2 separate regions of the Homo sapiens genome follow, and region 2 is linked to region 1. Evidence: read pairs that join two places in POLR2A ChIA-PET (ENCODE). Cell type or tissue: PC-3. All regions are shown on one strand.

Evidence for each region. Peaks named below come from ENCODE experiments on the same cell type or tissue, not always from the same donor. Only the 100,000 strongest peaks of a DNase experiment are listed, where the experiment ranks them.
Region 2: POLR2A ChIA-PET joins it to region 1 with 13 read pairs; 3 of 35 experiments call an interaction of 5 or more read pairs at or near these places.

Annotation. Positions count from the first base shown.
Region 1 is chr17:6,674,708-6,682,707 of GRCh38, reverse strand. No RefSeq gene overlaps it. Among named protein-coding and RNA genes, the nearest start is that of MIR4520-1, 23 kb to the right of the region's middle. RefSeq lists an enhancer at 5,198-5,958. In PC-3, no CTCF peak of the experiment used is centred here; a DNase peak (open chromatin) is centred at 3,277; H3K4me3 peaks cover 429 bases; H3K27ac peaks cover 1,359 bases.
Region 2 is chr17:6,925,204-6,933,203 of GRCh38, reverse strand. It overlaps the pseudogene SPICP3. Among named protein-coding and RNA genes, the nearest start is that of ALOX12, 67 kb to the left of the region's middle. In PC-3, no CTCF peak of the experiment used is centred here; no DNase peak of the experiment used is centred here.

The DNA of each region.
Region 1 (8,000 bases):
GGGAGGCTAGAGTCTGAGCCATGCACAGAGCTCAGTCCTGACATCAGACACCAAATCAGTCATGCTGCACTCTGGGTCTCAGTTTCCTTCATGAAGGCGTTAGACCAGAGGGTCTCTAAGGGCTTTCCCCAGAGTCACGGATCCTCTTACTCCAGCTGACCCTCCCTCTGCTTGGGCCAGATGGAGCCCCCATCCCAATCTCCCATGCTGTCTCATCTTGGAGCCTGTTCCAAGGTCCCACTGCCTGCTTCCCTATGGGGGTTCGCTGAAGGCCATCTCAGGCCTTTCCCCTATCTATATCTTGCCTCTGACATTTTATAAAAAGGGTCCACCCTGGGCCTTTGAGTTCTCTCTTCTTAGTGCTTGGATCAGACATCTGGGCTTGAGGTTAGCTGAACACACAATGTTGACCAGGATTGCCCTCTTAATTTTTTTTGGCAGGGACTTATGGCTCCACAAAGATTCTTTGCATTCCAAAATTAAGTCCCTGGGCTCCTTAGCCTTTGACCTCTGAATGAGATGCTCCTGAGGGCAGGACATATGTCTCCTCCCCTGTTCATCATCAGCTGAGAGCTTTCTTGGAGAAGGACTGGGGTCTCCCCATCTGGCATCTACCTGGGACAGGTGAAGTCTTCTCTCCTCCCCACCATCTCTTGCACATAAACAAAACAACTCTTTGATCTGGGTTCCAAGCAGGATACCAGCTCACTAGCACAAAGCCCAATCCTTGAGATGAACAAATCAGGATGTTCTTGGGTAAGACCTGTAATGGCATGTTCTTGTCTGTGGAAACAAAGTCCAAATGCTGTATTGTCTGATTACAAACTACAGCTGGTGGCCTGGTGAGGTGGCTCATGCCTGCAACACCTTGGGAGGCTGAGACGGGTGGATCACGAGGTCAGGAGTTCAAGAACAGCCTGGCTAAGATGATGAAACCCCGTCTCTACTAATAATACAAAAATATTAGCCGGGCACGGGGGTGGGTGCCTGTAATCCCAGCTACTCAGGAGGCTGAGGCAGAGAATTGCTTGAGCCTGGGAGGCAGAGGTTGCAGTGAGCCGAGATCACACCACTGCACCCCAGCCTGGGCGACAGAGTGAGACTCTGTCTGAAAACAAACAAACTACAGCTGGCTGTCCTATTCTTAGTCCACAATCCCTTCCTCCAGGTACTTTCTCCCCTTAGTCACACAGCCTCTGAAAAGGGTTTGTGTCCCAACCTACCAGAAACCTTTTTAAAAATCTATTCACACACACACACACAAGTTTTATCAAGATAAATCCTCCATACCACGGGATGGGCTTTTACATTTCTCAACCGGAAGTTTGCCATTTCAGGCTGAATCTCTGCAATCAAGATTCCGTTTATCTCACTTGGCTTCCTGAGCCAGGACTCAGGTGTACTCTCTTCCCTACCCCAGGAGCATCTTCCAGCAGCTTCCCTGACCTGCTTGTACAAATGCCCCCTTCCAGCTGCAGAGCCACAGGCCACCCATGGCCGGCAGTGGTGTCCCTGCTTCCTGCTATCAAGGGCAGAGAAATATTAAAGTTCAATCTCAGAACACCCTGTTATCTGGTCAAGAAATTTTTAAACTACTTTTTATAGTAAAAAATTAATATGAACACAGTAAAAGAAATTCCAGTGGCACAAAAGGTATTGAGATGTTTGCCTCTCACTTCAGACCTTTAGTCCCCAAACCATCCACACCGAAAGGGAACCGCTGTCAACAGTTTCTTACACATTCTCCTAGAAATATTATATAATCTAGAAACATTATGTAATAGATATCCATTAACTGTATTACATATGGGAGCATACTATGCACATTTTCTGTGCTTGATTCTACCTACCCCCCTCCACCAATTAAGAATTTATTTGGAGATCATTCTATTTCAGGACATACTAAGTTTGGCTAATTGTTTTTATTCAATAGTTAATGTTAGTTTTAAACGGATGTGAGATTAGGCTGAGCGCGGTGGCTCACGCCTGTAATCCCAGCACTTTGGGAGGCCAAGGCGGGCAGATCGCGAGGTCAGGAGATCGAGACCATCCTGGCCAACATGGTGAAACCCTGACTCTACTAAAATACAAAAAATTAGCCGGGCTTGGTGGCGGGGGCCTGTAGTCCCAGCTACTAGGGAGGCTGCGGCAGGAGAATAGCGTGAACCCGGGAGGCGGAGATTGCAGTGAGCCGAGATGGCGCCACTGCACAGACTCCATTTCTCAATAAATAAATAGAGGTGAGATTAAATTTAGAAAACTGCACAGATCTTCAGTGTTCCATCCAATGATTTTGACAAATGCTTACATCTTAGAAACCACATCCAAATTCCACAAGCCTCCTGCCCAGAGTTCTCTCTGCCCTTTCAAGTAACACTTCCTGCGGCAACCACGTTCTGATTTCTGTCACCATGGATGAGTTGTGTCCGTTGAACTTCATAGAAATGGAATCATACAGGAGTATTCTTGGGTCTGATTTATTTTGTTTAATGAAATACTTCTGAAATTCATTCCTGTTGTTGTATATCTGTTCATTTTACTGTTGCTAAATAGTGTTCCTTTGTACGAATATACCACAGTTTGTGTCGTCTCCCATTGGACACGTGGGCTGTTCCAATTTGGGGCTATTATAAATAAAGCCATTATAAACATCTCTGTACAAGTTTCTTTTGTGAGCATATGTTTTCAATTCTCCTGAGGCATACCTAAGAGTGAGCCCCAGTCTTTTTAAAAGCTGCAAGGTTTTCTTTTTTGAGATGGAGTCTCACTCTGTCACCCATGCTGGAGTGCAGTGGCGCGATCTCGGCTCACTGCAAGCTCCGCCTCCCGGGTTCACGCCATTCTCCTGCCTCAGCCTCCCAAGTAGCTGGGACTACAGGCGCCTGCCACCACGCGCAGCTAATTTTTTTGTATTTTTTAGTAGAGACGGGGTTTCACCGTGTTAGCCAGGATGGTCTCGATCTCTTGACCTTGTGATCCGCCTGCCTCGGCCTCCCAAAGTGCTGGGATTACAGGTGTGAAAAGCTGCAAGGTTTTCTATTGTAAGTATGCATCACAGAATAATCAAATTCCCTATTGATGGGCGTTGGGTTGTTTCCAGTGGATTGCTAATGCTGTAATAAGCATATCTATACATACATCTTTGTGCACCTATGTAAGAATAGTTTCTGGCCAGATGCGGTGCCTCACGCTCTGTCACCCAGGCTAGAGTGCAGTGGTGCAATCTCGGCTCACTGCAACCTCCACCTCCCTGGTTTAAGCTAGGTTTACATGCTGGGTTTAAGTGCTGGGATTACAGGCATGAGCCACTGCGCCCAGCCCCAAGAGTTCTTTTTTTATTAATTTGTAAGAAGTCTTTATGTATTTAAGAAATTAGTCATTCAGCTGTCATAGGGATTTTTATAATATATGTGAAGATCTGCTGAGGCTACTTTGTTTATTCTTCTTTTTCATTATTTTTGCCTCGCTATTTTCACATATTTTTCCATAAGAATTTCTAAGTCAGCTTCTTCAGTTCCAAAAAAAAAAAAAAAAAAAATGGGTTGGCATTTATCTCCCTGGCTATCTCTCCTATTCCTCTTCCCCTCACTCACTCCAGGATTTCCTGACTTCAGCAATATTGACATTTTGGACCGAATACTTCTTTGTTGTAAGAGGCTGTTGTGTGCACTGTGGGATACCGAGCAGAATCTTAGCTTCTATTAATATTTAGTAGAGGCCAATAGCAACCCTCTCCCCTTCCAGGTGTGACAATGAAAAATGTCTGTAGACATTGCCAAATGTCCCCTGGAAGGCAAAATTGCCTGTAGTTGAGAGCCACTGACTCACTCTGACCTAGAACCCTGGCCCCTGCTGTCTGGAGCATGCGGGGTCTCCTCCTGCTCCCTCACTGCTCCAATCTTTGCTCAGTGGTCCCTTCTCAGCCTAGTTCAGATGACAACTCCCTCATCTGCTCCACACTCTCTCTCTGCAGCCTCCTGGACTTTTCTCTATTGTACTTTTCATCTTCTGACATACTATGCAATTTACTTTTTATTTGGTCTGTCTCTCCGACCTCTGTAAGAATGTAAGCCCTATGAGAACAGGGATTTTTGTCTGTTTTGTTCACTCCTGTTGCCAACCCCAGAGGGTCAGGCTCTGGGAAGGGGCTCCTTGGAACAGCTCTAGGCTCTTTCCTTTAAGAAGAGGGCTGATGCTCGTCTTTGAGTTCTCCCGTGGGGGCTGGCGACACACAGGCTGAGGTGACCTTACCTTACCTGGCCAGCTCCCCAGCCTAACAGGAAGGGCCATACCAGATGGCCCCTCACCCTGCGATGTTTTCCCTACATGGTCCAGTGGAGGAGGATGTTGGAGGAGAGACTGTTCCTTGGCAGGCTCTGCGAGGACAGAGGGGGAAAAGGCTCTCCTTCCCTTCCTCTGTTTCCTGACTCTTCCACATGGGCCACCCCCGTCCACAGTGCAGGAGTGTCTGGGAGACCGGGAGGCACAGCTGAGCTCCAGGGTCTCCTCGCTGGGTGTAGTTCCTTGCCTGTGAAATGGGCACAGTGACCCTTCTGAGCTTCTGGGGGCTCATGTCAGCCATTGCGGCTCCTCCCCACGCTGTCCTTTTCTGCAGTGCTTCTGAGGATGCCTACCAGGACCACACGAGTCCCAGGTCCACCCCAAGGCACCCTCCAGATGGGGCTGTAGCTGTGACCTGGTGCCACCCAGGGAAGGAGTAAGACTTTTAGAAGCACCAAGCACCAAAATGATTATGTGGCCCCCTCCCTCTTCTTGCATAAGTCAACAGAAAACAAGACTGTGCTTGTGAGGAGACCAGCGCCATTGACTGTGGAGAAAATGCTATGTAGGGTCCTGCCTGCCCCTCTCCCTGCACTGTCTCGGGTACCCCCTCCATGCGGCCACATGGGAGAATACCGGGTGGGGTGTAGAAAACAGCTCTGCTCAGAGCCCAGAGACCTCGTGGACAGGGCAGGTCTGAGGCTTGGTGGGCTGGCCCTGCAGGGAGGCTGGGAGCAGGCTCCCGCCCGCTGCTGGGTTGCGGCAGTGTCCCGCGGTTCGCCACTTCACATTTATAGCTACAGCGCTTCTCAGCTTACTGTCCCTGCGGTGGGAGGCCTGGCTCTCTGGAAACCACAGCTGTGGTTTGCTGGGTGCCTGCCTGAGTGCTGAGCTGTGAGGGAGGCTCAGAATTTTCCCAGGATGGTGAGGCCCAGCCCGCAGCTTCAGGCTTGCCCTGGTCTCTTCCTGGAACCTGACTGAGGCTGGAGGGAGCTGCCAGCATATTGAGGGGCCCCTGGCACCCCTGCTCTAATCTGGTGTTCCAGCAGGAGCAGAACCTTGCCAGAGAGCGGGATGCTCCTCAGGCCATAGTGGGACTCCTGAAGGCAAGGGAATGGACGGAGGAGGTGAGGGAGTCCTGAGGCTGGAGAAAGAGCAGGAGCCAGGGGACAAAGTCCTCTTGGCCCCTGTGGTGCCATAGCCAGTGCTGTTTTCAGAGCCACCAGCTCCTCCCCTGCTGCCAAGAGCCTGGGTGGGCCTATCTGGCCGCTTACAGAACCAGGGCTGGGCTACCTGGAGCTTGAGGTTTAATGTGTGCACGGGAAGCCTCCAGATGATTTCTAAGCTGCCAAAGCTGCTGCTCTCAAAGTCGAATTTCTTTCCCTGCTGGGTTCCACAAACAGTTCCTCTGCTGGAGTGGCTGGTCCTGTGCCATCCCTGCCCCACAGTGTGACGTGGTGGGTCTTCTCTGCAGCTGACGCCCCCTTTGGCTGCTGAGGACTCTGAGGCTTGCAGGGGTTTGTCTAAATGGAGGAGCAGGACCAGGACTGGAACCCTGATTCCAAAGCCTCTGCTCTTTGCATTGCGCCATGGGGCACCTGTGCATGATCCGAGCTAAGGAGTGGGACCCTGCTGGCTTGACAGAGGCCTGGGAGAAGCAGGGCTTAGCTCCTTCTGTGCACCAGCCATCCATCTTCTGTGCTTTGGATCAGGTAAGGGACAGATCCTGCGACAGACTGACTCCCGGCCTGCCCCCTCTCCTCTCACAGAGCCCTGGCTCTGGCCTCCTTCTCACTAACTCCAGCGTCAGGGAGGGAGGGAAGGGGCCAGTCTGAGACAGGCCCCTGTGATGTCTGGAAGCTCAAACCCTGCAATCGAGGGAAACCCCAGAGAGCAAACAGGGGAGAGGAGGTGGGGCAGGTAGGGCTGTGATTACCGGGTGGGGTGTAGAAGGAACTGGTGCAAGGACAGGACCCACCTTGGGGAGGTGAGATGGGAGGGCTGTTACCTAAAAACAGACCTGATTTTCATATAAATAGAACACCTATTCACTGTGTTTCTTTTTTTAAAGTTAGGATTTCAGTGTTTTCTTCCTTAGCAAACATCCCTGGCATTTCAGCCTGGGGTGGTTTCAGCCCAATAACATGGGCACTTGGCTGGTTCAGGTCATGATGCCCTTAATCCGGGGCTGAAGCAGTGTGCAGTATGTGTGTGCGTGTGCGTGTGTGTGTGTGCAACTGCAAAGAGCAATTCAGTTCTACATTTACTGACCCTTGGTTGACGCTTCTTCTGTGCTGAGAGATGGGGTCACAGAGAAGAATCAAGCTCTGTCCCTGTCCTCAAGGATACAGCCTAGTAAATGGGGTTAGCTTGGTCTGTGTGAATCAGCAAAGTCTTCATCGGATCTATTCTAGGCAGAGTTTTAAAGACAAATGGGAGTTTTCTAGATTCTTGTTTTTTTCTTGCGCAAACAGTTACTGAGCACCTACTACATGCTATGCATAAAACTAGCAACAGAGAGACAGGACACAGGTCCTCCCTTGAGAAGTCTAGCCGGAGACAGTGATAAGAATAGTAACAGCACAATGTCTTGAGGGTTAAAACAGAAGCATGTGTAAGATGCACCATTGGCTGGAAGAGGGAACCATCCACGTGGGGACGTGAGAACAAGGCCCTGTGCAGGGAGTGGGCTCGTCCTCTGGTGTGGCTGAGGCAAGGGAGCAGTGCAATGTGCACCAGGAGAAGAGGGGGGCTGGGAGACAGGCACTGGGCCTGAGCTTCCTTAGGCCTAAGGGCTCAGCAAGTTGCCCAAGAACATGGGACCACCAAGGAATTGCTGAGGCACAGCCAGGAGCAGGCCTGGCGGTCTCGGGCCAGTTGCCTGTGGATGCGCTGTGTGGTCCAGGGATGTTAGGACAACTCAGTCCCAGCTCTGACCTCCTCACTTATGACCTGAGTGGCCTCGGTCATGCCACCTCTCTGAGCTCCATCTGTTCATGTCTCAACTGGAAATTGTGATAACACTAACCACACCCCCTTGGCAGAGTGACGGGAGGAGTAAATGAGATGGTGCATGAAGGGCCTGGATAGAGCAGGTCCTGAAGCGCCTGGATGAAAGGATGCTGTTCTGCCTCCCCCGCAAGGCTATGGGGAGGTGGGACTGGGCCTGGGAGGGCCGTGTGGAGAAAGGGCAGTTGGCCCTCCTGACTCCTGCTGGTAACCCAGGTCCACGAGCAGGGAGCCAGTCCCACTCTGGCTCTGTCTAGGGTGCCATTGTGGGGCTGAGGGGTGGTGCTCACACTGGAAGAAAAGCTTAGTTGGCCTAGGCCTGGTTAGCCAGGCTGTCCATGGAAGCCTGGCCCCTTCACACTCCTTGGATGTTTTTCTTCTTCTTCTTCTTCTCTGAATTTAGGCCCCTTTGGGCAATAGCAGCCTGTCTGTGACAAGTGTGCCGGACAACCAGGGCTTGGCCCATCTGACCCTGGGACCCTGGTCAGGTCCAGGGTAGAGCAGCATTTGGGAATCTTCGAGGGTGCAGATGCTCTGGGATAGACCTGCCCAAGGTCTGGTCCAAGGACGGTGCTCACCTCTGCTTCCAGGCCCCTGGCTCAGCCCCGAGGCCCAGGGCTCAGGTCGGGCAAAGCGGTAGCATCTCAACTGCTCCCACACCATCCGTGGTCTTCCCGAAACCCTGGTGCTGACTTGGCCTTCGTGGAGGC
Region 2 (8,000 bases), 250 kb before region 1:
CTGCACCCGGCCAGCTTAGCATAGTGTTTTTGAGGGTCATCCATGTTGTATTTTTCGTTCATTCCTTTTTATGGATGAAGAACATTTAACTTTATGGTATCAAAACACATTTTTTTTATTCATCTGTTGGTGGACAGTTAGATTGTTTTAACCTTTTGGCTATTGTGAATAGAGCTGCTGTGTTCACTGGTGTATAACATTTTGTAAACAAATGGAAACGTTTTTATTTGAACACCTGCTTTTACTTCTCTTGGGTACATATTTAGGAGTGGAATTGCTAGGTCATGTGATAATTCTGTGTTTATTGAAGAATCACCAAACTGTTTTCCACAGTGGTTGTACCATTTTTCATCCCCACCAGCAATGTATGAAGGTTCCAATTTCTCCACAGCTTTACCAACATTTATTCTCTATTTTTAAGAAATGGCTATCCTAGTGGGTGTAAAATGGTATATCTCATTGTGCTTTTGACTTGCCTTTCTCTAATGACTAATGACATTGAATATCTTTTTGTGTGCTTTTTGGCCATTTATATATCTTCAGAGAAATGTCTATTCAAGTCTTTTGTCCCTTTTTAAATTGGGTTGTGTTTTGTTGTTGAGTTGGATTTTTAAAGCTTTAAATTGCAGAAAACACTAGCTTACACAAAAAATGATTTTCTTTTTTTTGAGGAGGAGGCTTACACAGCTGGAAGGTAAAAGGAGTGATTTGTTTAGTTCCAGGAATTCTAACAATGTGAGGAGGGCTCTGTGTCCTCTTTACATCTGTCAGCTGTGATTTCCTCAAATTCGTTGCAGAGGTTTCTTTTACTACAGAGTGGCAAGGCGACCTTCAGTAGCACCACATCCATCTCATTCCTGACCGACAGTGGAAAGAAATCTTCCTAATACCTTCCATTTTAAAGGAATAACATTAGGAGAAATATCTAACGTAGATGACGGGTTGATGGGTGCAGCAAACCACCATGGGACGTGTATACCTATGTTAACAAACCTGCACGTTCTCCACATATATCCCAGAACTTAATGTATAATAAAAAATTACTTTTATATTTATTTATTTATTTATTTAGAGACAGGGTCTTGCTCTGTTGCCCAGGCTGGAGTATAGTGGTGCAATCACAGCTCACCACAGCCTTGACCACCCAGGCTCAAGTGATCCACCCACCTCAGCCTCCTGAGTAGCTGGGACTGCAGGTGTGCATCACCATGCCTGGCTAATTTTTTTTTTTTTTTTTTTTTTTTTAAGATGGAGTCTCGCTCTGTCACCCAGGCTGGAGTGCAGTGGCGAGATCTCAGCTCACTGTAAGCTCCGCCTCCCGGGTTCACACCATTCTCCTGCCTCAGCCTACCGAGTAGCTAGGATTACAGGCGCCCACCACCATGCCCAGCTAACTTTTTTGTATTTTTAGTAGAGACGGGTTTCACCATATTAGCCAGGATGGTCTCGATCTCCTGACCTCATGATCCGTCCGCCTCGGCCTCCAGCTAATTTTTTTGTTTTTCATAGAGACAAGGTCTCCCTATGTTGCCCAGTCTGGTCTTGAACTCCTGGGCTCAAGCAATCCTCCCACCTCAGCCTCCCAAAATGTTGGAATTACAGGTGTGAGCCACTACACCCACTCTCTAATACCTTTCAGAAAATGTCCAGGGAGAACCTAGTTTAGATTTCATGTCCAGATCTTAAATGATCATGGTAGCCGATGTTATGGGTAGCATAATTTGCTGAGTCTAGGTCATGTACCCACTGATGTCGTCATGGTGGCAAGTCAGTGTTGGCCCTGTCCTAACCACAGGGAAGGGGTTCTCTACAGAAAAGTAGAGTTTAGATCTGAGAAGGTAGTTGAGAATGAGTGCCGTATAGTGAATAATAGTAGATTTTTACCCCATTTTACCCCTTTGTCTTTGGTTGTATATATATTCACATACCATTCTAATTATACATATAGTTTCAAAAATGCCTCTGCTTCTCCAAACACAACTATACTTTATATATATTTTCAAAAACAGTTCTACCTCCTTCTTCCAAAGATAAATATCTGTGTTTTGTGTCCTCCATGGCCACCCCTAAGAGAGGTGCAAGGAGGATTTCATTCCTGGGAATTACCTACTTTAATAGCCTGGGTATTTACTGAAGGACTGAAGAATTACAGGCACCTATTTCCAGGCTTGGCATTTTTAAGCAGTATTTAAAACCTCAGTTGACATTTGATGATTCTGTGGCATAATAACCACATCCAGAGATCTTGTCTAAACCTGGACCTTGACTCTTGATCCTCATCTTGTGGTTTCTATTTCTTGCCAATAATCTATTCTGGCTTTTCCCCATCTCCCAAAATAATGCTTTCACTTTGCTGTCTGCTTTGAACAATGTGAAAGACTTGAAGGGGAAAATGAAGCTAAATAATGTGGCATTTCCCCCAAGATTATAACCTACTGGATGCATTTTTATAAGGGATATGATGCTTTTGTCTGGCAAAGAATACCTAGAATATAATATTTGAGAGAGAATCAGACTTCCCAAATTTTCTGGCTCATCCAAGACCCAATATTTTATTTATTCATTTAATCATTTTTTCAACAATTTAAAAAATTGATGGATAATAAGTTACATAGTTTCAGGGCACACATGATAACTTAATACATTCATATAATTTGTATACATCACATCAGTGTACTTGGGATATCCATCACCTTAATATTTGTCTTTATCCTAGAAATGTTTGAATTTTTCTCTTCTAATTTGAAATGTACAGTATGTTTTTGTAAACTATAGTCACCCTACTCATCTGTTGAACACTGGAGCTTATTTCTTCTCTCAACTTTATATTTGTATTGATTTATCAACTTCTTTGAATCCCCTACTTCTGCTACCCTTGCTGGCTTCTGGTAACCACCAATCTACTCTCTACCTTCATGAGATCCACTTTTTCTTAGCTTCCACATATGAGTGAGAACACGTAGTATTTGTCTCTTTGTGTCACTTAACATAATGACTTCTAGTTTTATTTATGTTGCTGCAAATGACAGGATTTTATTCCTTTTTACAGATGAATAATATTCCATTGTGTATATATACCACGTTTTCTTTAGCCATTCATTCGTTGATGGGCACTTAGATCGATTCCATATTTTGGCTATTGTGAATAGTGCTGCAATAAACATGGGCGTGCAGATAGCTCTTTGATATATTCATTTCCTTTCTTTTGGAGATATACCCAGGAGTGGGATTCCTGGATCATATGGTAGCACAATTTTTAGTTTTTTGAGGAACCTCCAAGCTATTCTGTGTAGTAGCTGTACTAATTTCCATTCCCACCAACAGTGTACAAGGGTTCCCTTTCTTCCACATCCTCGCTAGCCTGCGTTATTGCCTGTCTTCTTGATAAAAGCCATTTTAACTGGGGCGAGATGATATCTCATTGATTTGCATTTCTCTAATAATTTGTGATGTTGAATATTTTTTATATGCCTGTTGGCCATTTGTATGGCTTCTTTTGAGAAATGTCTACTCAGATCTATTGCCCATTTTTAAATTGGATTATGTTGTTTTTGTTTGTTTGTTTGTTTTTGCTATTGAGTTGTTTGAGCTCCCCATACCTTCTGGTTATTAACCCCGTCTCAGGTGGTTAGTTATATTTTCTGCCATTCTGTGGGTTTTCTCTTCACTTTATTGATTATTTCCTTTGCTATGCAGAAGTTTTTAGCTTGAAATAATCCCATTTGTCTATTTTTACTTTGTTTGCCTATGCTTTTGAGATCTGACATAAAAAAATCTTCACCCAGACCAATGTCCTGGAGTGATTCCTCAATGTTTTCTTCTAGTAGTTTCATGGTTTGAGGATTTAGATTTAATCTTTAATCAATTTTGATTTGCTTTTTGTATATGGTAAGAGAGAAGGATCCAGTTTCATTCTTCTGCATATAGTTATCTAGTTTTCTTGGCACCATTTATTGAAAAGCCTATCCTTCCCCCCATTATATGTTCTTGGTACCTTTGTTGAAGATGAGCTGGCCGTAAATGTGTGGATTTACATCTGCGTTCTCTATTCTGTCCCATTGGTCTATTCTGTCTGTTTTTATGCCAGTGTCATACTGATTTGGTTACTATAGCTTTGTAGTAAAATTTGAAGTCAGGTAGTGTAATGCCTCCAGCTTTGTTCCTTTTGCTCAGATTGCTTTGGTTATTTGGGGTCTTTTGTGGTTCCATATATGTCTTAAGATTTTTTTCTATTTCTGTAGAGAATGTAATTGGATTGCATTTAATCTGTAAATTGCTTTGAGTAGTATTATAATTTAACCAATATTAAGTATTTCAGTTCGTGAATCTGGAATATCTTTTCATTTTGTTGTGTCCCTTTCAATTTCTTTCCCAATATTTTAGTATGGTATTTCTTTATCTCTTTGCTTTTGTCTTCACAAATTTTAGCTTAGGATGCAGAATTTGGCCTTTTCAAATTCTGACTCCCAGTCCTCAAGGATTGCAAGGTATGGGTATAAAGATTTTTCTAAAAAATGAAGTTTCATTATTCCCTCTCTGCTTTTAGATAGTATAGCTTGGACTGAACTTCTGCTTTTCTCATATAATATTATTTGAGGCCACAAGTAATGTTCAATATCTTGCTATTTTTCTTGGGGCTGAGTCCAAAGATTTAACAAATCATTGGATAGCCAGTTGCATTTCTACTGTATAACAAAACTTTTCAAATATTATTTAGGGATGGGAATAATTATCTCCTCTCTGTTTTGCACCCCACACTATCTCAGCTATTTTCATATGTTAGAGCCTGTTACTTAAATTATCTGATTCTTAGGTATAAATGACTCAGGACTTTTTCCTTTGCAGATGACAGAAACCCAACTCAAAACTGCTTTAACAAAATTAAAGTGGGTGGTGGGGAGTGCAGATGTGTGTTTCAGAGGAGGGAAGATTATCTCCACATCTACAAGTACATGCTAGATTGGGCACTGATGGACAGAATCATCAGTTTATTAGTGAAGCATAACTTGTGTGAACGAGACAAGCTGGCTCAAGCATTTGAAGATGCTTTTGAGGTACTGAGGCAACATTCAACTGGAGATCTTCAAAACTTACCTGGTTTTCATCAGTGATTGTACCCATGTCAGAGGAGATTCCAACTGCTATGGAATGTTGCTTACAGAGGAATCTATTTATAATTGGAGAACTTTAATAAATAATGCTGCAGACTTCTATTTTGAAGGAACCATTCATTGATCTTTGTGGAACATAACTGAAAGCCAGCTGGTGCAGTCTGCTGTTTTCCAGCAACAGGGAGGACAAGGCGGGAAGCTTCTCTGACTGTTTGAATAACTTCACAAATCTCAGTATAATCCCAAGATGGCATCTGCATTCAGTAAGTAGATAAAACCAAAGGCAGTTTCCAGTTTGTATCAAAAAATGAAGAAAAATTTGCCAAACTTTGAGGAATAAGAAAGGGCAATAGGAAGACCATGGTCTATCAGAAAATGGCCAGGGAACTGAGGAATTATGGAAAAACTCAGGAAATCAACAAAATCTGGAGAAAGCTCATTTACCAATGAGCTTCAGTGGGGCCATTCTCTGAAGATCTCTCCATCTTGTTTCTCTGAGAAAGAGATCGTCTACTCACAGTATGTTCAACTGATCAAGAACATCTCAGTTTAAGTAATTGGAATGCAAACTAAAATTTTACATATGCCAGTTACCATGAGCTTAGTCACCATGATTGCTAAATATACTCTCCCATTTCATCATCTTTTTTGGCATTAGAAATCCCTACAAGCTTCAGGATTTTTCTCTTAAAGCAAATACTGAAGATAAAAAAATTAGCTTCATTCAGGCTATCTTTTATCAAATAGCACATAATTTATACAGACTTGGTGGGAAATTCTGCCAGTGAACAACTTTGTTGTTTCAAATCATCAAGCCCCATTTGAAAGTATGGACTAAATATCCTTGCTTTTACTATTCTCTATGCAGCCACTTTCTTCTAGGTTAACAATGCCAGTGCAGATGATTTGATTTATGTATTAATTTAAACATTTTCCTGTCTTACACTCAGGTGAAAAATCATTTGGATATATATCTGATGGCTTTACAAAAATTATTTACAAAAAGTAATTGCATATAATACAGTGTTTATGCCAAAGTATGTTTATGTCTTAAAAACTTTAGTGGAAATGTGTATTCAGGTCCCTTGCTCATTTTCTAATTGGGTTTCTTGTTTTCTTAATATTGAGTTGTTGGAGCTCCTTCTGTATTTTGGATATTAATCCCTTGTCAGATGTATGGCTTGCAGCTGTTTTCTCCCAATCTGTGAGTTGTTTCTGCATGCTGTTGGTTGTTTCATTGGCTATGCAGAAGCTTTTTAGTTTGATGTAATCTGATTTGTCTATTTTTGCTTTTGTTGCCTGTGCTTTTGGGGTCACATCCAAAAAACCGTTGCCCAGAGAGTGTCATGTAGTTTTTCCTCCCTGTGTTTTCTTCCAGTAAGTTTAGAGTTTCTGGTATTACGTTTGAATCTTTAATTCATTTTAATTTGATTTTTAGTTCTATATATGGTGTGAGATAAGGGTCCAATTTTATTGTTCTGCAGGTGGAAATTTCATTTTCCCAACACTATTTATTGAAGGGACTGTCCTCTTCCTATTGCGTATTCTGGTACCTTTGTTGAAAATCAATTGACTGTATAGTAGTAGGTTAATTTCCAAGCTCTCTATTCCACTCCATTAGTCAATGTGTCTGTCTTTTTTTTTTTTTTTTTTTCCAATACCATGTTGTTTTGATTGCTATAGATTTGTAGTATACTTTGAAATCTGGTGGTGTGATACCTCCAGCTTTGTCCTTTTTGTTCATGATTGCCTTGGTTGTTTGAGGTTTTTGTTGTCCATATGAATTTTTGTTTTGTTTTGTTTTTTGAGATGGAGTCTCACTCTATGGCCCAAACTGGAGTGCAAGTGGTGCAATCAAGGCTCACTGCAACCTCCGCCTCCCAGCTTCAAGTGATTCTCGTCCCTCAGCCTCCCAAGTAGCTGGGATTACAGGTGAGTGCCACCATGCCTGGCTGATTTTTGTATTTTTAGCAGAGATGGGGTTTTACCATGTTGGCTAGGTTGGTCTCGAACTCCTGATCTCAGGTGATCCTCCCACCTCGGCCTCCCGAAGTGCTGAGATTCCAGGTGTAAGCCACCATGTCCAGCCCCATATGAAGTTTTGGATTTTTTTTTTATTTCTATGAAAAGTGATGTTGGGATATTCATAGGGATTGCATTGAATTTGTAGATCACTTTGGGTAGTATAACATTTTAGTAATATTAGTTCTTCTGAACCATGAACATGAAATATCTTTCCATTTATTTGTGTCTTATTCAGTTTATTTCATCAACACCTTATAGTTTTCGTTGTATAAGTCTTTTGTCTCCTTGGTTAAATCTATTGCCAATTTCTTTTTCTTGCTTAATTGCTCTGTCTAGAACTTCCAATTCCATGTTGAGTGGGCATTGTTGTCTTGTTCCAGATCTTGGGGGAAAGGCTTTCAGTTATTCACTGCTGAGTCACTGTTAGCTGTCAGCATCTCTGGATAGCTTTTATTGTTGAGCTACCTTTCTTGTATACCTAATTTGGTGATTGTTTTTATGGTTAAGGGATGTTGAATTTTGTCAATTTTTTTCTGCTTCTGATGAGATAATCATATGATTTTTGTCATTTATTCTGTTAATGTGGCATATCATTTATTGACTTGCATATGTTGAACCCTCCTTGCATTCCAGAGATAAAGACATTTCTCAAAAGAATACATATAAATGGCTAACAGATATAATGAAAAATACTCGATATTGCTAATCATTAGGGAAATGCAAATTAAAGCCATAATGAGACATCATCTCATACTGGTCAGAATGGCTTTTATCAAAAATATGAAAGATAAATGTTGTCAAGAATGTGGAGAAAAGGGAACAATTGTACAATGTTGGTGGGAATATAAATTAGTATAGTCAATA